Regions from separate parts of the Mus musculus genome. Here all the other regions are linked to region 2. A link is a loop called in an ENCODE intact Hi-C map of the cell type or tissue named here. Cell type or tissue: heart. All regions are shown on one strand. Links, peaks and the distances in the headings refer to the core of each region. The heading gives the core; the rest is flanking DNA. Region 1 holds the start of Aff4 (AF4/FMR2 family, member 4). Region 2 holds the start of Hspa4 (heat shock protein 4). Region 3 holds the start of Uqcrq (ubiquinol-cytochrome c reductase, complex III subunit VII).

Region 1 (7,654 bases), core at 1,331-6,330, 50 kb after region 2:
AAAAAAAAGACAACAGCAATCATACTTAAGGCCTAACCTCATGTAATCTTTAACTTACTTTCCAAGTTGTAACCTTGTAACTTTCCGAAAATCTCACAATCAAGACGGTAAACTTTTTTGATGGTTAAAACACATCTGAACTGTGACCTAGTATGACAAAGATTGCTTAGATCCATGACTAAGCAATTGCTTAGATTGCTGTTTTTTTTTTCTTTTTTTTTTTCATTTTTTTTTGGGGGGGGGGAGGGTTTCCAGACAGGGTTTCTCTGTATAGCTCTGGCTGTCCTGGAACTTACTCTGTAGACCAGGCTGGCCTCGAAATCAGAAATCTGTCTGCCTCTGCCTCCTAAGTGCTGGGATTAAAGGCAAGTGCTACCACTGCCTGGCTAGATTGCCGGTATTTTTAGATTTGTGAATGTGTGTATGAATGTTCTGCATGTATGTGTATCTGTGCACCACATGCATACTGGTGCCCCAACAAGGCTAGAAAAGGGTGTCAGATCCCCTGGAATTAGAGTGACAGTAGTGAGGGGCCATGTGGGTGTTTGAAACCAAACCTGAACCCTCTAAAAAGAGCACCTAGTGATATTAATGGTTGGCTGAGTCATTTCTGCAGCTCAAGTCTATAGTTTTAGCTCATCAGCCTCTACCCATATCTGGGGCATCTCAGGAACCAATCTAGGATCAGATTAACTAAATGAAACAAAGTTCCTTAGAAACATTTTAAACAAATGTATCTCTAGAAACTGTTGCCATTATACATGCCATTGACAAATCGCTTAAAGCTGGGCATAGTGGGGTGCGAATTCAATCTCAGCAGTCAGGAGGTAGAGACCGAAAGGTTAGGTGTGGTAATACCTGGACTCAAGACTACACATGAGGGCTGGTGAGATGGCTCAGTGGGTAAGAGCACCCGACTGCTCTTCTGAAGGTCCAGAGTTCAAATCCCAGCAACCACATGGTGGCTCACAACCATCTGTAACAAGATCTGACGCCCTCTTCTGGAGTGTCTGAAGACAGCTACAGTGTACTTACATATAATAAATAAATAAATCTTTAAAAAAAAAAAAAAAAAACTACACATGACTATACGCGACTATTTCAAACAAACAAAAACCGTTTTTAATGAATCACTAACTTGACTGAACTGATATCTTGAAAACCTCTTTTCTGGGGGAGGAGGTTAAGGTGTCTCTAGTGTCCTAAATTGGCTTTGAACTTACTCTGCACCTGAAGATGACCTTAAACTCCTGACCCTTTGCTTCCACATCTGAGTGCTAAGATTATAGGCATGCAATGTCACACTTGTTTTTGCCACGTTGGGATGGAATACATGACTTTGATAAAAGGCAAGCACTCTTCTCCCAGCTTTCCCACTATGCCTCCTCCCAGACTCCACAAGCCTATGGTAATTTAGAGGAGCCATTACAAGCCCTGCATACTGAACATGGAGCTGCAAGAGTGGACATTAGCCCTGCTGCAATGTGGTTTTGCTTTGGTCTGATCTTTTCTGGCTGTTTTCCTGTTCCCCACTTCTGGAATGTGAATGCTTTCTCCACACCATTGTTTAATGGAAGAACATAACTTGTTTTTCATTTTACAGGAGCATCTAGGAAGACTGACCCAAGTCTCAGATCTTTGAACAAAGTTAGAACTGTTAAGTCAAGCAAAAGGGTGCATATCTGTAATCCCAGCACAGGAATGCAAAGGCAGGAGAACCAGAAATTCAAGTCTGCTATGTAGTGAGTTCTAGGCTCTCCTGAGGCTGTCTCCCAAGTGTTGGGACTAAAGGAGGGTACCATCACACCATGCTGTGTTAATTTTTATTGTTAACTTGATTAGATTAAGAAATAAATGCCTGGGGCATTTTTTGAGGTATTTTGGGTGTGTCTCTGCCTTGTGTTTCCAGAGATGATTAACTGAGGAACAAGAACCATCCTGAATGTAGCCGGCACCATCTCATGGGCTTGGGTACCAGAGTGAATAAAACGAGGAAAATGAGACAGTAGCTGAGTCCCAGCTTTTATCTCTCTCCCTCCTGATCTGCCCAGATGTGAACAACTGCATTAGGCTCTAGCTACCATATCGTCCCTGGCCAACACAGAAGATTGTACTGTCTCAAATAGCAAGCCAGTCATCCCTCATCAAGTTGCTTCATCACAGCAACAAGAAAAGTAACTATGGGAAGGCAGTGGTCGTGCACGTCTTTAATCCCAGCACTAGGGAGGCAGAGGCAGGCAGATCTCCAAATTGGAGGCCAGCCAGATGAACACAGAACTCTGCCTCCCCAAAGTAATAACTAGCCCTTTCCCATGCCTCCCCCCCCCTTTTTTTTTAGTTTGAAACAGGACTTTGTTAAATTACTTAAGTTGGCTTCAAACTTGCTATACAGTTTAGGAATATTTGCTGAATTTGCAATCCTCCTTCCCCAAGCTGCAGAGTAGCTGAGATTACATCCATGTGTCTCCATCCTCAGTTTGGGCCCCTGTTGTAGCATTCAAGTGGCTGTCTATATGTGAGTGTGATGTGTGAATGTACCTGTTAAGGAAAGATATATATGTGTGCTACAGGGATAGAATTTAGGTCACCAAGATTGTGGGCAAGTGCCTTTAAGCCACTGAACTATCTCACCACCACCAGTATTTTTCATAAGGAAGTAGAAAAGATGGCCAGGCACACTGATACACTTCTTTAATCCCAGCACTTAGGAAGCAGAGGTAGAGGCAGGCAGATCTCTGAGCACCAAGCCTGCCTGTTTTACAAAGTGAGATCCAGGGCAACCAGGGCTACACAGAGGAAACCCTATGTAAAACTTAAGATTTATTTAGTGTTTTTCTTTTTGAGACAGGCTCTCACTATATATCCTTGACCTGCCCAGTGTTGGATATGTATATCAGCCTCACAGAAATCTTCCTCCCTCTGCCTCCAGAGTGGTGGGATTAAAGGTGTGCGCCAGACCATACCTCGATAGTGGTTTTGAGACATGGCTTAGAACTCGTGTGTAGTTGAGTGGATTTCCAAACTGTGAAATTACAAACTACAAATAACGAGTGAAGTGTTTCAAGATGTTAGAGGTGGAGAATCTGCATGAGGTACCATCAAATAAAGAAAGCAGATAAGAGACATGGGACACCAATGACAGGATTGTATGTTTTTCAGATGTAGAGGAAGAGGACACTTTTCTTGCGCTACTATTACTGGATTCTAGGAAACCTTAAAACTTTGTCTAATTACTGATTCCAATTAAATTATGGCTTGTCTGGACTAGCAGGATGTTAAGAGCGATGGTGTTTGTGTGTGTGTGTGTGTGTCGCCGTGTGTTGTTTTGACAGGGTTTTCTTAGTAGCTCAGATTGGCCTTGAATCCACTAAGTAGCCCACAGAGGCTGATATTTATTTATTTACTTATTTATTTATTTATTTATTTATTTTTTTAAGACGATGCAGGGCCGGCTTATCCTCCCACAGTAAGTCACACGCAGCAGTGGACGACGTCGCTGCGGACCTCCACGTCATCCTTCCCTCTCTACTCCTGCGGTGCGCTGCGGGACACGGGCGGCAGGGCCTGGGCCTTCACCTGCACCCCAAAACCGGTCGGCCGGGCTGCGCCCCGCCCCGCGGCGCCTCCCTAGCGGGCTGCGCAGGAGGGCGTGTGCCCCGGGCCGGGTTCTGTCCCCGGGTCTGACGCTGGTGCGGCCCCGCGGAACCTGCTGCGACCCGCGCTTCGCATCCCCGCTCCCCAGCCCCGGGCCCAGGCGCCCCCGCACGTCAGCCCGCGCGTCAGCCCCGCCGACGCCGCCTCCAGAGCAGCAGCAGGGCCGCAGCCCCCGCGCTGCCTGCGGGAGGGGCGCGGCCTGGTCACGTGACGCTCGCAGCAGCCCGGCCCTGGTCACATGGGCCGCGGCCACTGCGTCAGTCCCAGTCCCGGCTGCGGGAGTCGAGTCGTCGCCGCCGCCGCCGCCACCGCCGCCCCCAGCGGACGGGGCGGGGATCTTGGTGCCAGGGCCCCGTCAGCCCGCCCCCGCCTCAGTCACCCGTCCGGGGCTCGGCCGGGCCGTCATGGAGCGGGGCGGAACCCTGGCGTCCGCGGTGTGAGGTGCGCCGCCTCGGCTCCCCGTGGCCTCCGGATCGGCCGCTGCCCCTCGCCCCAGGCAGCCGGTCGCCGCCTCCTGGGCGGGCCCGAATGCGCGTCCGGTGAAGGTGCAGGCCGGGCGCCGCCGCCGCCGCAGCCGCGGTCGGGAAATGGTTCGGGCCTAGCGGAGCGGGGACTGGAGGTGAGAAGCCGCCTGACTGCCTGCCTGACTGACTGACTGACGTCTGAGGCGCGGCCGCGCCGCGGGGAAGGCGAGGCTCCGGCCGCTGACGCTGGCGGAGACCCGCGGGGCGGGGGGCCCCTGGATCCGGCTTCGCCCTACGTTTTCTCGTCCCACTTTCTCTCCGAAATCAATTTCAAACAAGAAAAATCATTTTTTTTTTCTTTAAAGGCCAAGCCGTTCCCATCCGACATTCCAGACGCCCATCATCTGGCCGTTTCTTCTTTTTTTCCTCCCCCCCCCCCCCCGTTGTCCCTTCCTCCATTCCTCCCTTTGATTCGGTCGGCGGATTTATCCTTTGAAAAATTTTTCCTTCGTCTGACTCAAGTCATTCCTAGTTAAAGAGAAAATAGGCCCAGATTCTGGCTATCATTTCTCAACTAGTTCTCGCCTTCCTTCTCGCGATCCTGCGCACCTCCCCCCACCCCCACTCTCCCACCTCCCCTCCACCGAAAGAAAAAAAAAAGGGGGGGAGGCTGGGGGGGTGTTAATTTCCGTCCTTGATGGTCGATGGGGTTTGAGTGGAAAAATGGGAACCTGGGTTGGAATAGGAGAAACCCTCCTTCCCGCTCGGAACCGGCCTGGTACCTGGCGATCGCCATGGCCGGGCTTTGGGTATTGATGTTTAGGCCTCCCCAGCTGCCTGTGCGCAGGGTTAATCTCGTAATTGACGTCAGTGCTTTGTTCCTTCCACTTTGCTGTTGCTTCCCACTCTCTGAGAACGGATCATGGGGTACAGGAGCCCAGGGTGTTTGTGGGGTCTCCTTATTAGGCTTTTCATTCACAGATGACACCTTTATGGGGAGTCGAGAGCCCTGATCTGAAAATGGTTGTGAGTGAAGTTCGAACCAAGAGTTCGATTCAGGGTTCTCCGAGTTTCGTCAGTTGCAAGTCAGAATTCTGGTTTTTCTTCCCCGCTGAGGTTTTAAACTGAAGCTAGCCTCCTTTCCAGTGCCGGAATCTAAGCCCTAGGTGCCCGTGAATAGGCTGTTTGTGTGACATTTAAAATGTGTGCTTTTTGTGGAGCCGAGGTGGTGGTGGGGGGAGGTTCAAAGCTTAAAGCTTTGTTTCCATGTTGATTCTCCGAAGCTTTATAAACTCTTTTGTTTGGATGGTCCTTTTAACTTATCAGTATTGAAATGTTTATGAGATTCTTTTTAATTCGAGATTTGATGAGAAGCTGATGTGGACCAAGAGGAAGCCTAGACTCTGTCGTCTTTGGTCACATATGCGTAAAGAAGTGTTGGCAAGTGGCCACTTGGTTTTTAACAAAGCTGGCTTCTTCAACTTCTTCAGGTTTATGTTCCTTATTGTCACTAACTTTCGCAGCCCTCAGTCTCCAAACAAAAAGTCTCAAAAAGTTGTTTTTTAAAAAGTTATTTTCAAAAAGTTGCCTTTCATGATGAACTTCCTGAAAACCTAGACGCAGTCTGTTTTCTTTTCTTTTTAAATGAATACCAGCAGTTGTCATTCAGTTTGTGGCTATCTGCAGGCTGATTTTTGTTGGCTCTGTAGGAACAGTAGGCACATTTTAAGTAAAATTTTGCTTCAGGTGGAGACAAGGTAGGGAGTCTTGAGAATAGCCAAAAGCCAAATCTCTACTGTTTGGTTGGGGTGGGGTGGGCTTAGAGGTGTGTGATTTGGATCAAGCTGCACAGTTTGGGGGTGTAAGGTGACATACAGTGCTTGGTGAAGTTGTGTGATTAATTCCTATAAAGAGAATGTTTTTATTTTAGTTAATGTTCTGTATGTCATAGTTTTACATTCAGATTCATGTGGTCTCTTCTGTCTTCAGGTTACTGCATCCCTTTTGGAACAATGATTCCACTTGCATGTTGTGATTTTCTTAAAGATCTACTGTAGTGTCTTCAGAGTGAGTTTATTCTAACTCTCTATCCTCTCCAGTATTTATGTAGTTAGATTGAATTTGATAGCATTTTGAGGTTGGAATAGTTTATCTATCCGATCTAAGAGTTTACAGGTAACCTAAAGTTAGATGAACAAGTAAGTGATCAGTATCTGAAAGGAGGGAAATGGGGATTAGCTTCAGAAAGTGCTATGGAAGATGAAGACTGCTAAAAGCTATGGCTCTACTTATTTATTTATTTATTAATCTATTTATTTTTGAGGTAGTAAGGTAGAAGTCATGGTTTTATGTGTACCTGAAAAGAACAAAGAAAACAGGTGTTTAACAGGTATTTCTTCTTCTTGACTACTTATTGGCCTAAAATGGAGTTCAAAATGTATGGAAACTTCCCCCTTTTTTGTAGTGCCTTTCATAAAAATCAAAGGTTTTTGTTTTGTTTGTTTGTTTTTTTTTTTTTTTAAAGATATGTTTTTTTTTTTTAAGATTTATTTATTTATTATATGTAAGTACACTGTAGCTGTCTTCAGACACTCCAGAAGAGGGCGTCAGATCTTGTTACAGATGGCTGTGAGCCACCATGTGGTTGCTGGGATTTGAACTCTGGACCTTCGGAAGAACAGTCGGGTGCTCTTACCCACTGAGCCATCTCACCAGCCCGTTTTGTTTGTTTTTGAGACAGGATCTCATTTTGTATCCACAACTGGATTGAAACTTGCTGTATGTAGACCAGGTTGGCATTGAACTCATAGAGATCCACCTGTCTCTACCTTTCAAGTGCTGAGATTAAAGGTTTGTACTACTATACCCAGCTTTTAATTTGGCCTCCCAAATTACAAGCATGTCTAGATTCCACAAACATTCTAGATAAAAATCTTTGCTACATGTTATAAATAAGATTTTGCAGCTTTCTGTAGTCCTCATATTTTTACTTTTTTTAGTTCCTCTGAAAAATTGAAACAATGAATTCATTTCTGGGAGAGTGTTTGCTAGTTGTTACTGTGAATACATTGTAGTTAAAGGTTCAAATCTGAGTAGATACACTTCTTTGTTACTTTGTTACTCTTATTAGCCATCTTGTTACATTTGGAGTGACACTATCTAGTACATGGGATAACAATAATAAATATCCTTTTTTTTTTTTTTTTTTTCCCCCTTTTTTGGTTTTTTGAGACAGGGTTTCTCTATGTAGCCCTGGCTGTCCTGGAACTCCTCTGTAGACCAGGCTGGCCTTGAAAATATCCCTCTAATTAACTCTTGCCTTACCACCTGATCCATTTAGCTTGATGTTCATTTTCACTGGCAGTTTTTATTTTGTTTGTTTTGTTTGATACAAGTCTTCTGTGTCATTTTGGCTTCAAACTTTCAGCTCTCTTCCTGTCTCAGCCTCTTTCTTGAGTTCTAGGACTATAGACATGACCACACCTTGAGAATTTTAGTGATACTGACACACAGAGAGAAGGAGAGCCAAGTCAATT
Region 2 (7,567 bases), core at 1-5,000:
CTCAGGAGGCTGCAGTTCTGTAGTTCCCTCAAAAGCTAGCCTAAGAGTCAGGCCTTGTCATATAAAAAAAAAAATACAGTCGGGTGTGGTGGTGCACACCTTTACTCCCAGCAGTGTCTTGCACTGAGTTCTAGAGCAGCCACAGCTATGTAGCCTGTCTTTAAAAAAAAATAAAATACATAGGAAAACTAAGGCAAAGGAAGTATGCATGCAGTGTGCACAATCACAGGATTAATGACCTATTCAGTCCTTATGCAAATTTAACTGCCAGCAGAAAACAACTCCTAAAGTTTCAAATAATGAAACTCATGGCAAACTGCCACAGCTGCCATCTAAGAGAGGAGCAGGTTCAGGCAATCTAAAGGAAGGCTAGGTAGGAGCAGTGTTTCCCAAGCCTCAGGCTTCTGCAGGTCAAGGCTCTGCCCAAAGAGCCAAATCTTCAGCTCAGACTGTTGAAATTTCTTGGAAAGATGATCTTCCCAAAAGTGAGGAACCAGCAGCATCATTACCAAATACGAAATTAGTGCTAAAATGACTAGAAGCAAAAATGTTTAACTTTTCAAATGCCAGTACAAGATACCTCTGTACAAATACTACTCATACTGCCAGGTGTGGTGGCCCACGCCTTTAGTCCCAGCACTCGGGAGGCAGAGGCAGGCGAATTTCTGAGTTCGAGGCCAGCCTGGTCTACAGAGTTAGTTCCAGGACAGCCAGGGCTACACAGAGAAACCCTGTCTCAAAAAAAAGAAACAAACAAACAAAGACTACTCATAATACCTAGCTTAAAAAGGACAAATGGGAAGAGAGCTTGGTACTGGGGTGGGAAGGGACGTTGAAAACTGACTCTGATAATGGTACCAGAGCTCTGTGGCACCAAACTCGAGAATTGGGTGCCAGGCAATAGCTTACTTGGTAGAGTGCTTGTTTTGTATGCATGAAGCCCTGGCTTCAAGCCCCCACTGTACAGCAAACTGGGTGTTGTGCCTGCACACCTGTACACTTGGGAGATGAAGGGAGGAGGATTAAGAGTCATTCCCAGACACAAAGTTATTTCAAAACAGTCTGGGAGACAGGAAACTGGCCTCAGAAGGTTGGTTAAAAACAAGATAAAAACAATGATCTGGGACTGTGAACCCAAAAACAACAGAGCTTCTTCCAAAGTTTACCTAAAGGAATTCAGTAGATTAACATCTTTTTTAAGACAAAGCTTTCTTTTCTGCGTAGCCCTGCCTATCCTGAAATGGTCTCTATGAACCAGGCTGGCCTCGAACTCACTGCAGCCTGCCTCTGCCTCCCTGCGAGAGCTGGGATTAAAGGCCTGTGCCACCAGCGCCAGATAAATAAAATTTTAACGCACCTGTAATACCAGATTCTAGCAGACAGAAGCAGAATGAAAATTTTAGGTCATCCTGGGCTAAATGTGGGGGAAAAAATCCTACATATATCTAAAAAGTAGACTCCCTTTTACTCCAGCAAGCTCTGAGTGAGTCTTTTTTTTTTTTTTTTTTTTTTTTGCAGATTTGTCTATACTGGTCCCATAACTTCATGTAAGTTCTAGAAGTCAAACAGAGCCCTTGAGTCATGCATTAACAATTGTGGCAACCTTCCGGCTGGAATTCATTAGCATGAAAAACTAACGCTGTTAAGGAATAGGTGAGCAGCCTGGGTAAGGAATGACCCAACCTAACTCAATATCCAAAAACGAATGAAGGGAGTTAAAACGCTATCAAGAAAAGCATGGACTTTATTCAGGGCCTGCCGTGGGTACTCAGACTCCACATCTTCCGGGCGCCACCCCGCCCCCACTCACGTGGGACTCAGAGCGCTTCCCAGTCCCGAGGCCACAATCTTGCAAGTTAACTTTTATTAAATGCTCGCCGTGGGCCGAGTTTGAACCTCTATTGGATTCGACGAGCTCAGCAAGCCCTGGACCTCGTTTCAGACCGAACCACCCAAACCCTCCCCCCCCCCAAAAAAGGAGGTGAGAGCGGTCGGTCCATCCCACGGTCTCAGGCCCGCCTTCTCTTTCAGTTCCTGCTCCTGCCCTCCGCCGATCAGAGTACCGGCTCAAAGCCTTCGTTTGGCCCGCGCGAAAGGGCCTCGTGCCTGGCGCAGGCCCAGGATCCGAAGCAGGTGGCAGCCGCGGGCGACCCGGCACTCGGCGGGGGTCTCCTGCGGACCCTCGCCCGGAAAGCGAGGCGACCCCGCCAGCCAAGCCCCACTTACGGCGTGCAGCGGTCGCTATACTCGTTAGCGATCGTCTCGATGCCGCCGGCGCGGGCCACAGCGACATAGCAGCTCTGAAAGCCCAGGTCTATGCCCACCACCGACATGGCGCCGGCTACTGCTCCGGCTCGGGCCCAGGGCCGGCCGCCGACACTGCACACGGAACCCGGCGGGGTTGGCGCGTGGAAGAGGGCGAGCCGCGTGGGCCGGTGGAGCGCCGCGGCTGGGCGGGCGAAGCCGGACGACCGTCCGCTAGGAGGCTTGGGGCTTGGAGAAAGACGGGGGCCTCTACCGCTCGGGCCGCGGCTCCGGCTCCACGGCCGCAGAGGAGGCGCCGGTCGCGGAGGCGGAGAAGATCTCGAAGGCTCTCGTTGCAACAGGAGCAAGGTTGCAGCGCGAGAACTGCGCTGAAACGAAACGTTCTCGCGAGACCCCGGCTCAGACGCTTTTCCTCCCAAGGCTCCTCCCGTCTGACGAAGTCTGGCGTCACGTCCTGGCACAGGAACCGTGAAAGGAAGTGGGGGGACGGAAGCGGTCCGACGCGAAGTGGGCCACTGAGCCTGCGCGGAGAAGCCCCCCACAATCCTCCCTGAGCTGCAGGGCGCCTCCCATCCAGAAGTCAGGCGAGCGGGAGTGAGACAGTTCTTCGGGGAGCTGCATTGAACCCACTTCCGCCGTGCTCGTCACCGCGGAGGGACTTCCGGCAGTGACTTTGCAGGCTCTCTGCAGGGTTTTTTTTTTTTTTTTTAAGGCCCCACAGTGAACTCGAGTTAATCCTGCTAAGGGCGCTAAGGGTTTCAGCTCGGCTCTACGTAAAACTCAGTATTAAAACCAAGCGCTAACTAAAAGAATCCGAAGCCACGCTTCCACCTACTTTTAACCACTCACTTCCCGTGATCAGACGAGGGACCTTTCAGTCCTAGGTGTTTTCCCTGAGCTGGACACAAGGGTCCAAATCACATGCTCCGTGGAGTGGGAGGTCTAAGACCAGTGTCACGTTTATGTGAATGCTAACACATTATTATATAGAGTAGGTGGGGAGGGGACAGAATGTCCTGCAGGACAGTCCTCAAGGATGACCTTGAAATTCGGAAGCTCTTTTCTCCTTAGTGCTGGGACCCACTTACAGCCATGCCCCCACCCTGCGTTAAACTAAAGAATCTGAAACTATAGTGACCACTACGTTAGCCAGTTGCGGAAAGCTGGAGGGGAACCAGCTTCAACGCGTTTCTGATTATTACCAACCCAGAGTGCAGGAGGAAGATCCTAAGTTTCCCGGTTTCTGGCTGTTTTGTGGCTGAGGATATAGAGTACAGTGCTAGAACACTTGCAGGCTCAGGGCCTTGGACTGGATCCCCAACACCACAAAACTGAAAGGATTTTTAAATTTCACTTATTTGTCACCTCTTGTTCATAGGTGCCTAACGGTGTCCAACACAGTAAACCGTGCGGGAGAGATGGCTCCACAGTTAATACGTGCTGTGAAACCATACAGACTGGGGTTTGAATCCCAATCTCGATCTGTCATCGAGAACCTAGCAGGACAAAGACAAGAGGTTAACTGGAGGGGCTCCCTGACTAGCAGCCTAGTCCAAAAACTAGAGCTCCAGTTTCAGAGAGAGACCCTGCCTCCAAAAACTACATCAGAGAGCAACAGGGGATATCTGTTCTCCCTCAAGCCTCTGTGCAGCACATGGCCGCCCTCACAGAACATGGCCGCCCTCACAGCACTTCTACACGTGGATGCACGCGCGCACACACACTCTGGATTATCACCATCAGGAGAGAGCAAAGAGTTTCTAGTCAAAGGTAATAAGTGAGGGTTAATAGCCTAAAGCCCCCAGCACCTGAGAAACTCCCTTCGGGTACTTAGGAGTAGAAAAGCTCCAGACCAGGGATCAACATGTCAGACTCCTGGCATAGATGCCAACATAGTAAGGACTCCACCAAAATGTATGTGCATGGGAAAGCACAAAGTAGGTCGGCAGAAATATCTTCCCACCCAAAAGTTTCCTCTGCTGCCCTATAAAATCCCAAGCCCAGAGCCCTGACACAGTCTCCACATCCAAGGAGGAAACATCTATCCTTCAGCTGTTCTGATTTAGACGTGGTAATGATCCTGTGAGAGGTTGGTCTTCCCTTTTACTTCCACATCACCTTGATCAATCCTGATCTAACAATGAGAGTTATAGGCATAAAATAGTGGCAACTCGGAAGACGTTCCACAAAAGAAAAAGGCCGTGATAGAGGGGAAAACTAGCAATACATTACTTAGTATTTAGTAAGGTTTGAACAGGAAAGGGTTTTGGGGGTTTTTTGTTTTGTTTTGTTTTGTTTTACTTATATGAGCACACTGTAGCTGTTTTCAGGCATACCAAAAGAGAGCATAAGATCCTATCACAGATTGTTGTGAGCCATCATGTGGTTGTTGGGAATTGAACTCAAGACCTTTGGAGGAGTAGCCAGTGCTCTTAACCGCTGAACCATCTCTCCAGCTCCTTGTTTGTTTGTTTTTTTTTTAAAGATGTATTTATTTTATGTCTATGAGTACACCATTGTTCTCTTCATACACACCAGAAGAGGGCATCCGATCCCATTATAGATAGTTGTGAGCCACCATGTGGTTGCTGGGAATTGAACTCAGGACCTCTGAAAGAGCAGTCAGTGCTCTTAACTGCTGAGCTTGCATTTATCAATTTATCTATGTGCCATGGTATAAATGTAGAGATCAGAGGACAACTGTGGGTTCCAGGAATTGAACTCAGACATGAAGCCTGGTGGTACCTACAGAGTCTTCTGGCCAGCCCTTACATTGGATGGCCTACAGTAAGTTTTGTATTCCTAGAGGACAGATCCAGTAAGAGTAATCACCCAAAAAGTTAATATCCAAGCAAACAAAGCACTTACCATTTCTTTGAAAGAAGAGTCTCTCCGAATTTATTGCTGCCTCTGGAGGCATTTCATTCATTAGTAGCCAAAATGGTACCATCTTTAAATTTGCCAATTACCAGAAGATCCTCACATTTGAACTAAAGACAATAACCAGATGCTACTGGAAAGGGTAATAGGGTCTTATAAATGAATACATAACAAACCTTTAGAAAAAGAGAGTAAGCTAGGGAGAGTGGCCCACTCCTGATATACCAGCAGTTACAAGGCTGCGGCAGTAGGAGCAGGGGAAGATCAAGACTAACCTCAGGAGCTGGCAAAATGGCTCAGTGGTTAAGAGCGCCGACTGCTCTCCCGAAGGTCCCGAGTTCAAATCCCAACAACCACATGGTGGCTCACAACCATCCGTAACGAAATCTAATGCCCTCTTCTGGAATATCTGAGGACAGCTACAGTGTACTTACATATAATAAATAAATAAATCTTAAAAAAAAAAAAAAAGACTTACCTCAGCTACATAGTTAAAGGACGGCCTGGACTACATGAGACCTTGGAGAGAAAGAACAACACATCCAAAGGCCAAAAGGAGCAGAGCATAGATGTACATGCCTGTAATCCCACACTCAAGAGGTAGTGGCAGAAGGACCAGACCAGCCCTAGAATAACAGAATAATTCAAGGCCAACTTGGATGACAGAAAACTATAGCCATATAAATGAATAAGTGTAAAAATAATCTGGGGCTGGTGAGATGGCTCAGTGGGTAAGAGCACCCGACTGCTCTTCCGAAGGTCAGGAGTTCAAATCCCAGCAACCACATGGTGGCTCACAACCATCCGTAACAAGATCTGACTCCCTCTTCTGGAGTGTCTGAAGACAGCTACAGTGTACTTACATATAATAAATAAATAAATCTTTAAAAAAAAAAATAATAATCTGAATGTCTAATAGTGGCTGAGTGGGGTTTTTTGTTGTTGTTTAGTAAGTATTGGGGTTTGAACCTAAGGGCTTTGCACAGTAAATGAATTTTTTGACTGATGTGTGTGTGTGTGTGTGTGTGTGTGTGTGTACATATGTGTACATATAAATATATATGTATGTACATGTATATATAAATATTGTATATGTAAAACACACACACATACATTGAAATCTGCAGCCTTAAAAAATGAATGAGGGGCTGGTGAGATGGCTCAGTGGTTAAGAACGCCGACTGCTCTTCTGAAGGTCCCGAGTTCAAATCCCAGCAATTACATGGTGGCTCACAACCATCCATAACGAAATCTAGTGCCCTCTTCTGGAGTATCTGAGGACAGCTACATATGTACTTACATATAATAAATAAATAAATCTTAGGGAAAAAAATGAATGAAGGCTGGGCAGTGGTGGTGCAAGCCTTTAATCCCAGCACTTGGGAGGCAGAGGCAGGCGGATTTCTGAGTTCGAGGCCAGCCTGGTCTACAGAGTGAGTTCCAGTATAGCCAGGGCTACGCAGAGAAACCCTGTCTCAGAAAACAAAAAACAAAAAAACAAAAAAAGAGAATGAAACTAAGGTGTGGTAGCGCAGATCTCAGAGACAGAGGTAGATAGATCTCTGATAGTTCAAGGCCAGCTAGGTCTACATAGTGAGACCCTGTGCCAAAACAAACAAGCGTGAATGAAACTGATCCAAGCAACAACGTGGAGGAACACTGAAACATGACAAAGGAAAGAAGCCGAACTCCACGGGAGAAACTGCAGGACTCCACCCTGTGACAAACCCGGAATGGCCTGAGGGATACTGACTGACTGACAGACTTGTGAGGAGAGAGCCTGAAGAGTTACGTGTCAGTTACTGTTACAGTTTCCCTTAGGATGAAAACTTCAGTAATGTTGGCTCAACCTTGTGAATATATTTGGTGACTCTGGTGTGAAATTTTAAGGCAGAGTCACATGTAGCCCAAGTTAGTTTTAAACTCTGGGGTTTTTTTGGGGGGAGATGGAGTTTTGGATTTGAATTTAGGTTTGTTTTTGTTATTGTTCCCAGACAGGATTCTCTGTGTAGCTGTGGCTGTCCTAGAACCCATTCTGTAGACCAGGCTTGGCTTCCAACTCAGAGATCCATCTGCCTCTGCCTCCCTAGTGCTGGGATTAAAGGCATGCGCCACCACCCAACTAAAATGGTAAGTTGTATGTTACAGATTTTTTCTTCTTAAATTTTTTTCAGTTTTACTTTATATGTATGGGGTTTTGCCTGCATTTATGTCTGTGTACCATGTGTACACAGGCCTGGTGCCCTCAGAGGTCAGAAGATGGATCCCAAGAAACTGGAGTTGGGGATAGTTGTGAGCCACCATGTGGGCTCTGGGAATCAAACCCAGGTTTACAAGAATTCTTAACAGCAGAGCAATCTCTCCAGCCCCTACTTTTTTTTTTCAATTTATTTGATTCGTATGGGTGTTTTACCTGCATTTT
Region 3 (7,654 bases), core at 1,435-6,434, 130 kb after region 2:
GGCACTGCAAGTCTGATCCCTGGAATTCAGATAAAGGTTGACGGAGAGAAGTGACCTCACAAAGCTGTCCTCCAACCTCCACACGCACACTGTGACACATGCACACACATACAGTAATATATTTTTTTAAAGGGTCAGCCCAAGAGACTCATCTGCTCTGGGCTAAGAGAAGTTAGTTTTCTTTTTTTTTTTTTTTTTTTTTTTTTTTTTTTTTTGGTTTTTCAAGACAGAGTTTTTCTGTGTAGCCCTGGCTGTCCTGGAACTCACTCTGTAGACCTGTAGACCAGGCTGGCCTTGAACTCAGAAATCCTCTTGCCTCTGCCTCCTAAGTGTTGGGATTAAAGGCATGTGCTACCACTGCCCAGCAAAGAGTTTTCTGAGCTGTTGTGTCCAAAGACAAGATGGATATAGCTATACTTCCACCTCCTTGGGGTTTTGCAGATTATTTCTGAATGGTTTTTTGGTTTGCTTTTGGCTTGAGACAGGGTTTCTCTGTGTAGCCCTGGCTGTCCTGGAATTCTCTTTGTAGACCAGGTTGGCCTCAAACCTGCCCACCTGTCTCTGCCTCCCAAGTGCTGGGATTAAAGGCATACACCACCAAGCCTAGTAGCTATTTCAGATTCTTAAGAGTCTCTGATTCATTTGTTTAGACCATTCAGAATAAATCTGGACAGAGCCAAACAGGGAAACTGGACTGGGTATGGTGTCAGCTCTTGGGGTCACTCATTTCGCCATCTCCAATACAGACAACCTCAGCACTTTCTGTTGATACATTTTACAGATAAGACACTTAAGGCTGCAGAAATGACAATTTAAGGCAGTGGTTCTCATCCTGTGGGTCACAACCGCTTTGGGGATCAAACAACCCTCTCACAAGGATCACCAAAGACTACGGGAAAATACATTTACATTATAACTTATAACACTAGCAAAATTAATTATGAAGTAGCAACCAAAATAATTTTATGGTTGGGGTCACCACCACATGAAGAACTGTATTAAAGGCTTGAATTAGGGAGGTTGAGAACCAGTGTTCTAAGGGTGTGGGTGTATGACTGTCAGACATAGCTATTTCCCATTTGCCTCACAGTCTAAGCAACTATTGTTGGAAGTCATTTGCTCTCTTCTGAGAACTTTTAGTACTAGCTAGCGATCATCAGGCAAAAAAGTCTCAGAGTCCGACTGGACTGTAAATTGCTACAGTCCTTAACCAAATGACAGGGCCAGCTCAGGATTGCCAACCACACCCACCCTATCATCTCTAGGTGAGGAGAAACTAAAGACACCCAAAGGTGTATATCTAGAGCAGGTGGTATATCTTTTCCACAAAGTGATAGATCTTTTCAGCCTCTGTGGTCCACATATGACTAAAAGCCACTGTTGGATTGGCAACATGACAGATAACCAACCATGGTTGCCTGACCTTGGCTGTAGCAGTCAAGGGAATGTCTCATGCTTTCCTTTCAAAGATGAAATCCCTTAGGCTAAGGAAGGCCTTCCCTACCTAAGGAAGGCAGCATGGCTTGCTTTTAAGATCACACACTGGTACCTGGCTCTACCAACTCAGTCATATGATTCTGGGCAAAGTACTTAAACTCTGATTCCTCATCAGCAAAGGGATTAGAATGCTTACTTCAAAGGCTGCCGAGTTAAAAGTTCATCTGTGTCTAGCAAGTCCACCTGACACCCTGATTACAGTGTTGTCCCTAGACCTTAAGGATGTGATGGGAGCAGAGGGTTGGGACCCTGCACTCCAGGTTCCACGCTATGCATAGCTACCACAGCCCCTGCAGGGCTTGTGCTGAGAAAGGGATTGTCATGAACTTGCATATTGCCAAAACAACGTTGTGCTGGGCATGGTGGTGATCGCCATGACATAGCAGGCAGAGGCAGGCAGATTTCTCAGGAGACGCAGGCCAGTCAGGGACACACAGTGAGACCTTGTCTCAAACTAAGCACACAAAGTCACAAAGGGAAGTCCATAAGTAGTTTATTGTCTTCAAGACTACAGTGTGGATTCCTCTCCCAGAGAAGGGTCTTTCAGAGGCAGGGGACTGTCACCCAGGTGCAGGCCGTCTACTTGTCATTTTCATACATGGCTGGATTCTTCCTTTTCGACTGCTCAAACTCCTGGTTGCCCCATGTGTAGATCAGGTAGACCACTACAAACGCTGTAGGGATCAAGAGAGGAAGCCATGAGTACAGACATTTTAAAAAGTTTCTATTTTATTATTATTGTGTGTGTGGGGGGGGGAGGGGTTTACATGCATGTCTGATCATACATATGCATGTAGCTCCCTGGGGGCAAGAAGATGTTAGGTGCCCTGGAACTGGAGTTATATAGATGGCTGTGAGCCACCATGTGGGTGCTGGGAGGAACCACACTGGGTCATTTACATGAACAGGCACCTGTACCACAACCACCAGTGCCCCAGCTCTCTGGCTTTTTTTTTTTTTTTTCCTTTTTTGATATGGCCTCCTTGAGTGGACAGACAGACCTCAAACAAGAGATCCACCCACCTCTGTCAGTCCATGTCCTCCTTTCTGACTTTCAACCAATTCTGCCTGTCCTTCTACTGTCCCTAGCTTCAACTGTTTGTTTGGTTTTGGAGAAAGGGTTTCTTTCTCTGTGTAAGCCTGGCTGTCCATGAACTCAGGGATCTGCCTGCCTCTGCCTCCTAAGCACTGGGATTAAAGGCATGCGTGCGTGCTGTGGCTCAGGGCATACCGAGGTGACTAAGGGAGTAAGAGAATGGCAAATCCCTCAGGACTTAAGTCACAGATGATTGTAAGCCACCATATGGGTGCTAGGAATGGAATCTGGATCTTCTGAAAGAGCAGGAAAGATGTTGAACCATCCCCAGCCCTAAGTTTCTGTTGCTGTATTAAGACAAGCTCACAGTATAAGGCCCTTGCTGGTCTAGAACTCCCTCAAAACTACATAGATCCACCTGCTTCTGTCTCAGGATTGCTGGGGATTAAATGTAGACACCATTATGACCAGAAACTACTTTTAATAAGAGGTTCAAAATGGTTATAGTACACAACCATTTTATAAGCAACCAAAACAAAGATATCAGCCCAGGAAGATGTGGCCTTCGCTTTCCTAGTTAACACCAAATTAAAAAAAAAAAAATCACGGAATTTACCTAACATAATCTTCACCATTTTAAAAAGTACTGTTGTGCTGGCGCATGCCTACAATTCCAGCCAACAGTCCCGAGGAGAGGGCAGTAAAATCTCAAGTTTAAGGCCAGCCTGGCTTCTACAGCAAGATCGGGCCTCAACCTCTCCATCAAATTTAAGTGCACCTTCACGGATATTCACAATGCCATGAAACCGACAGCAAAATCGGCCGCACATCTAACACAAGACACTGATTGCATCAGCCTTTCATCACAGATAGTGGCCAGCGATGACCTCAGAGGGAGCCGTTGGAGTCACCCAAGTGACCTTAGGCCAGTCATTTCGATATGATAAGAACTCCTCCACGTCTGCCCCGCGAGGGCGTCGGAAGGAGAGGTGCGCGGCTGTACCCCGCCCGCCCCGCACTCACGCGGCGCCACGCGCAGGATGCGCTCGCGAGTGCGGCGCAGCACGTTGGGGATGCCTTTGCTGAAATAGCTTGGGAAGGCGCGCTGCTCAAAGGGCGACAAGCTGTAGGAGATCACGTGCCGTATCCGCGCCAGGTTCCCAAACTCGCGGCCCATGGTGACGGCGGCCCTGGGACAGAAGATAGACGCGTGGCTCAGTCTCGCGAAAAACCTCCCACGGCCTAACACCGACCCCCAGGATCGGTCACCTCTACCTCCAGAGCTCTGAGCCGGCTTTCGCCCGTCACTTCCGGGAGGAGCGGAAGCCGAGCCTAGAGAACGTGAAGTCATTTCCGGGAACTACCATTTTCTTTCGATCTCAAGGGGGAGACTCAAAAAAAAAATTGTCAGTTGACCTGAGTGGGCGTGGCCTGACCTTCGTGTAGCCGGAAAGGACCAGTACCAAGAGGGCTGGGCGGAGCTTAGAGGCGCTTCTAGCGACACGTGGGTGGGGCTTATAGAGGTGCTTGTGGGCTTACGGTAAGTAGTGAACGCACGGGAGAGGTTGATGTTGCCAAGGGGCGGGGCTTGAAGAGGAATGGTGGCTTGGTGGGAGGGGTGCCAAGCAAGTGGGCGGGGCTTATTAGCCACCCTGGGGATCTTAGGTGGATACGTCCGTAAGGTCCCCCGTCGAGAGGTGCACGGGGCGGGGCCTATAGGTGCATGGGGCGCGGATTAGGGTGATGGGCGTGGCTTAGGAGCACCTGGGTGTTCCAAGAGGCGGTCCTTTCCGCTCAGTACCAGGCCTTTGCATAACAGCCGGCAGCTGCTCAAAAATTAAAAAGAAAAAACAAAAAGACTTGTTCTCCTCGTTCTTCTGCTGTCCCTTACTCTCCACCAGGTATATGTGGTCCTCATAACCAAAAGGGCCTTCACTGACCACAGTACAAAATTAAGGACACGGATCTAGAGCTTTGGTACACACTGCCTAGCAAGCCACTGGCAGGCTGTAGACTTGTCCAAGATGTGACATAAACGTTTCTCCCAGTTCAGCCACGAACGAGTGTGGCAGTTGTCAGACGCACATAGTGGTGATGGGAGCCAAGGAGAAAGTGGTGGGTTTGGGCTGAGTGTGTCATCAAACCCAGACCCCACTCTCTAAGGAACTGTTATGTTTTCTCTAAAGTGCATTCATTCTCCTAGCTAATATTATCCTGTGGGACTCACCGCCCTTTCTCCTCCTCTCAGTGGCTGTAAATGGGTTAACTGGCTGTAAATAATCTGGCAATCAAACTGGGGCAGTTTGGCGGTGAGCTTCAGTTTTGCAAGAGTACTTCAGCCTTATCTATCTGGTGCTGGGCAAACTGATTTTTTTTTTATCCTGTGTCATTAGTGTGTTTTGACTTTCTCCCAAGAGATAGTCTCCTTCCAAGGGGTGCTAGATAGCCTTTCATGGTGCACCTGCACATTCTCCCCCCCACCTCCACCCTGCCCCCATTTTCCTTAAACATTATCTAGCTTGATCTCACCTCCAAGGCCGGGACACAAATACTTTAATCAAGGACTAAAACACTGTCCTGATTTCTGCCATCTGGGTGGTTGGTTAAAGAATAAATACGATGTCTATTTAATTGCATTTGCTGATGTCTCAAGATTTTTCAACCAAAGTATAGTCAAGTGAATTGTAGACCAAAACAAGGGCATCAGGATATTGTACTGTCACTACATTTTAAAATATGTATTTGGTATGTAAGTGCTAGGGGTGTAGGTCAGAAGACGAGCTGTAGAAGTCTCTTCTCCCTTTTTCTCTGTGGATCACAGGGGTTGAAGTTAGGCCTTTAGGACTGGATGACTTTTGGTCGTTAGGCTTGGCGGCAAGTTGCTATCTTGCCATTCCAGCTAGATATTGTGGCTTTTTTTTAATTGTTTATTTTCATTTTATAATGGGTGTTTTGTATTCCTAAGGATGCCCGAGAAAGGCATTGGCTCCCCTGGAAGTGGAGCTATAAATGGTTGTTCTAAGAAGAGCAACCAGTGCCCTTAACTGCCAGGTCATCCATCATCTTTCTGGCCCCAAGACATTGTATGTTTTAATTGCTCAAAGTTAAAGGTGATGTCCTCTTTTTATTTTGAGATGGGGTCTCTCAAAATTATGTAGCTCTGACTGTCCTAGAACTCTCTATATAGACCAGGCTGGCTTGAATCCACAGAGATCCACCTGCCTGTGTCTCCTGAATGCTGGGATTAAAGGCGTGAACCTCTACACCTGGGCCCTGATGTCCTTTTTCAAAGCACATTGCAAGTAGCTGTTGTCTTGGGCCAACTTTACAACCCCTCTACTAAGCCACCTGGACAGGCTGAACAGCCTAACATCACTGGAATTTCAGAACCCATTGTGACTTTGTTTCTCTGATTCACTGTGCAGTAAGCCATCAGTTATTCTAACCACCTGGACGTGGGAGCTGTGGAGATAGACGATGAATCAAGAGGAAAAAATAAACCTAATACTTCTGCAGTCACATCTCCAGCCCTAAGAGGTTTTGTTTTATAATTCCTTGGGTTTCTGTTGGGCTCTCACCTATATAAGTAGTCCACTAGGGTGACGATACTTGGTGGGTTTGAAATAAATGTCCAGGAGAAACAGGGAAAGAAAGCCAAATAAGTAGATAAATCTGTATCTAATGAGAACAAATTGGATAAAACCGTGTTGTCAGCTGACTGCTGTAGAGCTGATAAGAAACAATGTACAGCTAGGCATGCTTGAGGTCTGATTACAGAAGTGAAGTCAGTCTTCCACACCTAGATTTTATTTAAGGACCACGCCAGGGCCTCCCCGACCTTTAGAAAGAAGACTGGCACGAGGAGATGCGTTCCTTCTTAGTTCTCCCAAGTCATGGCACTTCCCAGCAACTTCCTGTTGGGGGTTTGCTGCTTTGCCTGGCTGTGTTTTCTTAGTAGCCTTAGCTCTCAGGCTTCTACTGAAGAATCCCAGAGTGGAGCCAGTGAAAATGTGGAGTCTGAGGCAGACCCCTGGTCCTTGCTGCTGCCTGTAGATGGGACTGACAGGTCTGGCCTCTTGCCCCCCCTCTTTAAGGTTCTATCTGATAGGCGAGGTGAGACCCCTAAGCTGCAGCCTGACTCCAGAGCACTCTACTACATGAAAAAGCTCTATAAGACGTATGCTACCAAAGAGGGGGTTCCCAAACCCAGCAGAAGTCACCTCTACAATACCGTCCGGCTCTTCAGTCCCTGTGCCCAGCAAGAGCAGGCACCCAGCAACCAGGTGACAGGTGGGTAAGAGGAGGTTGCTCAACTGGGCTGGGAGAAAAGACAGAGGCTTTACCGATTCTGTTACCAGAAGGAGCCACACTTTGATTTGGGTCCCTTGGTTTGTTTTGAGGCAGGATCTACCCCTGTTACCCAGTCTGTACTCAGAACTCTGCATCCTTCTGCCTCGGCTCCTTAAGTACTGGAATCACACAGGTTTTCACCATCCTGTGAATTCTATTTTGCATGATTCTCAGTGTCCAACTGAAACAAACTTTTTCTTTTAAAGTTAGCACTTTTTAAAAAGTTTAAAGTTTTTTTTTTTTGTTTTTTTGTTTTGGTGTGGTGGTACTAAGGATTAAATTGAGGGCAAGGGGTTCACATATGCTAGCTACGCCCTCTGCTACTACATCCCTGGCCAATAGCATTGATAACACTGTTTTATTTGTTTCCTACAGCATCTTTAGTTAAGAAACTAATAGATTTTATCTTGTTCGAGTTTCCTTTTTTAAATTTTTTTTTATTTTTTGAGACTGTCTCAAACTTGCAGTGACTCTCCTGCTCAGTCACTCTAGTGCTGGGATTCCAGGCACACAGCACCACGCCATCTCAATATGTTAAGGCTAGAAGAGACTAATGTCCTGAAAGGCCAAAGAAAGTTCTGGAGGCAGTTAGCATCTCTTTTATTCTACCAAGTTGTTGGCCTAGCATGGTGCCTAAAGCCTGCTTTTGATTTAGTATTGGGTGTGATCCGGAACATTTCCCCTCGTTTGCTTTCCTGGAAGAAGAAAGTTTGTCTCCACCTGCACAGTACATCTTTCTTTCTTTCTTTTTATTTATTTATTTATTTATTA

What was found. Peaks named below come from ENCODE experiments on the same cell type or tissue, not always from the same donor. Only the 100,000 strongest peaks of a DNase experiment are listed, where the experiment ranks them.
Region 1: a loop joins it to region 2, with 3 times the contacts of the local background. A loop is called at or near these places in 20 of 42 quality-filtered maps.
Region 3: a loop joins it to region 2, with 2.0 times the contacts of the local background. A loop is called at or near these places in 4 of 42 quality-filtered maps.

Annotation. Positions count from the first base shown.
Region 1 is chr11:53,346,857-53,354,510 of GRCm38, forward strand. It overlaps Aff4 (AF4/FMR2 family, member 4), which reads left to right and starts at 3,911. Exons shown (of 21, transcript NM_033565.2): 1 at 3,911-4,273. In heart, for the core only: a CTCF peak has its summit at 4,065; DNase peaks (open chromatin) are centred at 3,905 and 4,915; H3K4me3 peaks cover 2,968 bases; H3K27ac peaks cover 2,690 bases.
Region 2 is chr11:53,297,834-53,305,400 of GRCm38, forward strand. It overlaps Hspa4 (heat shock protein 4), which reads right to left and starts at 2,646. Exons shown (of 19, transcript NM_008300.3): 1 at 2,227-2,646. The coding sequence starts at 2,333. Gm30525 (a long non-coding RNA gene) reads right to left here. Exons shown (of 3, transcript XR_388638.4): 3 at 5,572-5,771. In heart, for the core only: a CTCF peak has its summit at 2,494; DNase peaks (open chromatin) are centred at 2,088 and 2,718; H3K4me3 peaks cover 3,080 bases; H3K27ac peaks cover 2,722 bases.
Region 3 is chr11:53,426,980-53,434,633 of GRCm38, forward strand. It overlaps Uqcrq (ubiquinol-cytochrome c reductase, complex III subunit VII), which reads right to left and starts at 3,852. Exons shown (of 2, transcript NM_025352.3): 1 at 3,557-3,852; 2 at 943-2,171. The coding sequence starts at 3,710. The coding sequence ends at 2,077. Gdf9 (growth differentiation factor 9) reads left to right here and starts at 6,307. Exons shown (of 2, transcript NM_008110.2): 1 at 6,307-6,823. The coding sequence starts at 6,427. In heart, for the core only: no CTCF peak of the experiment used is centred there; a DNase peak (open chromatin) is centred at 4,092; H3K4me3 peaks cover 2,375 bases; H3K27ac peaks cover 2,257 bases.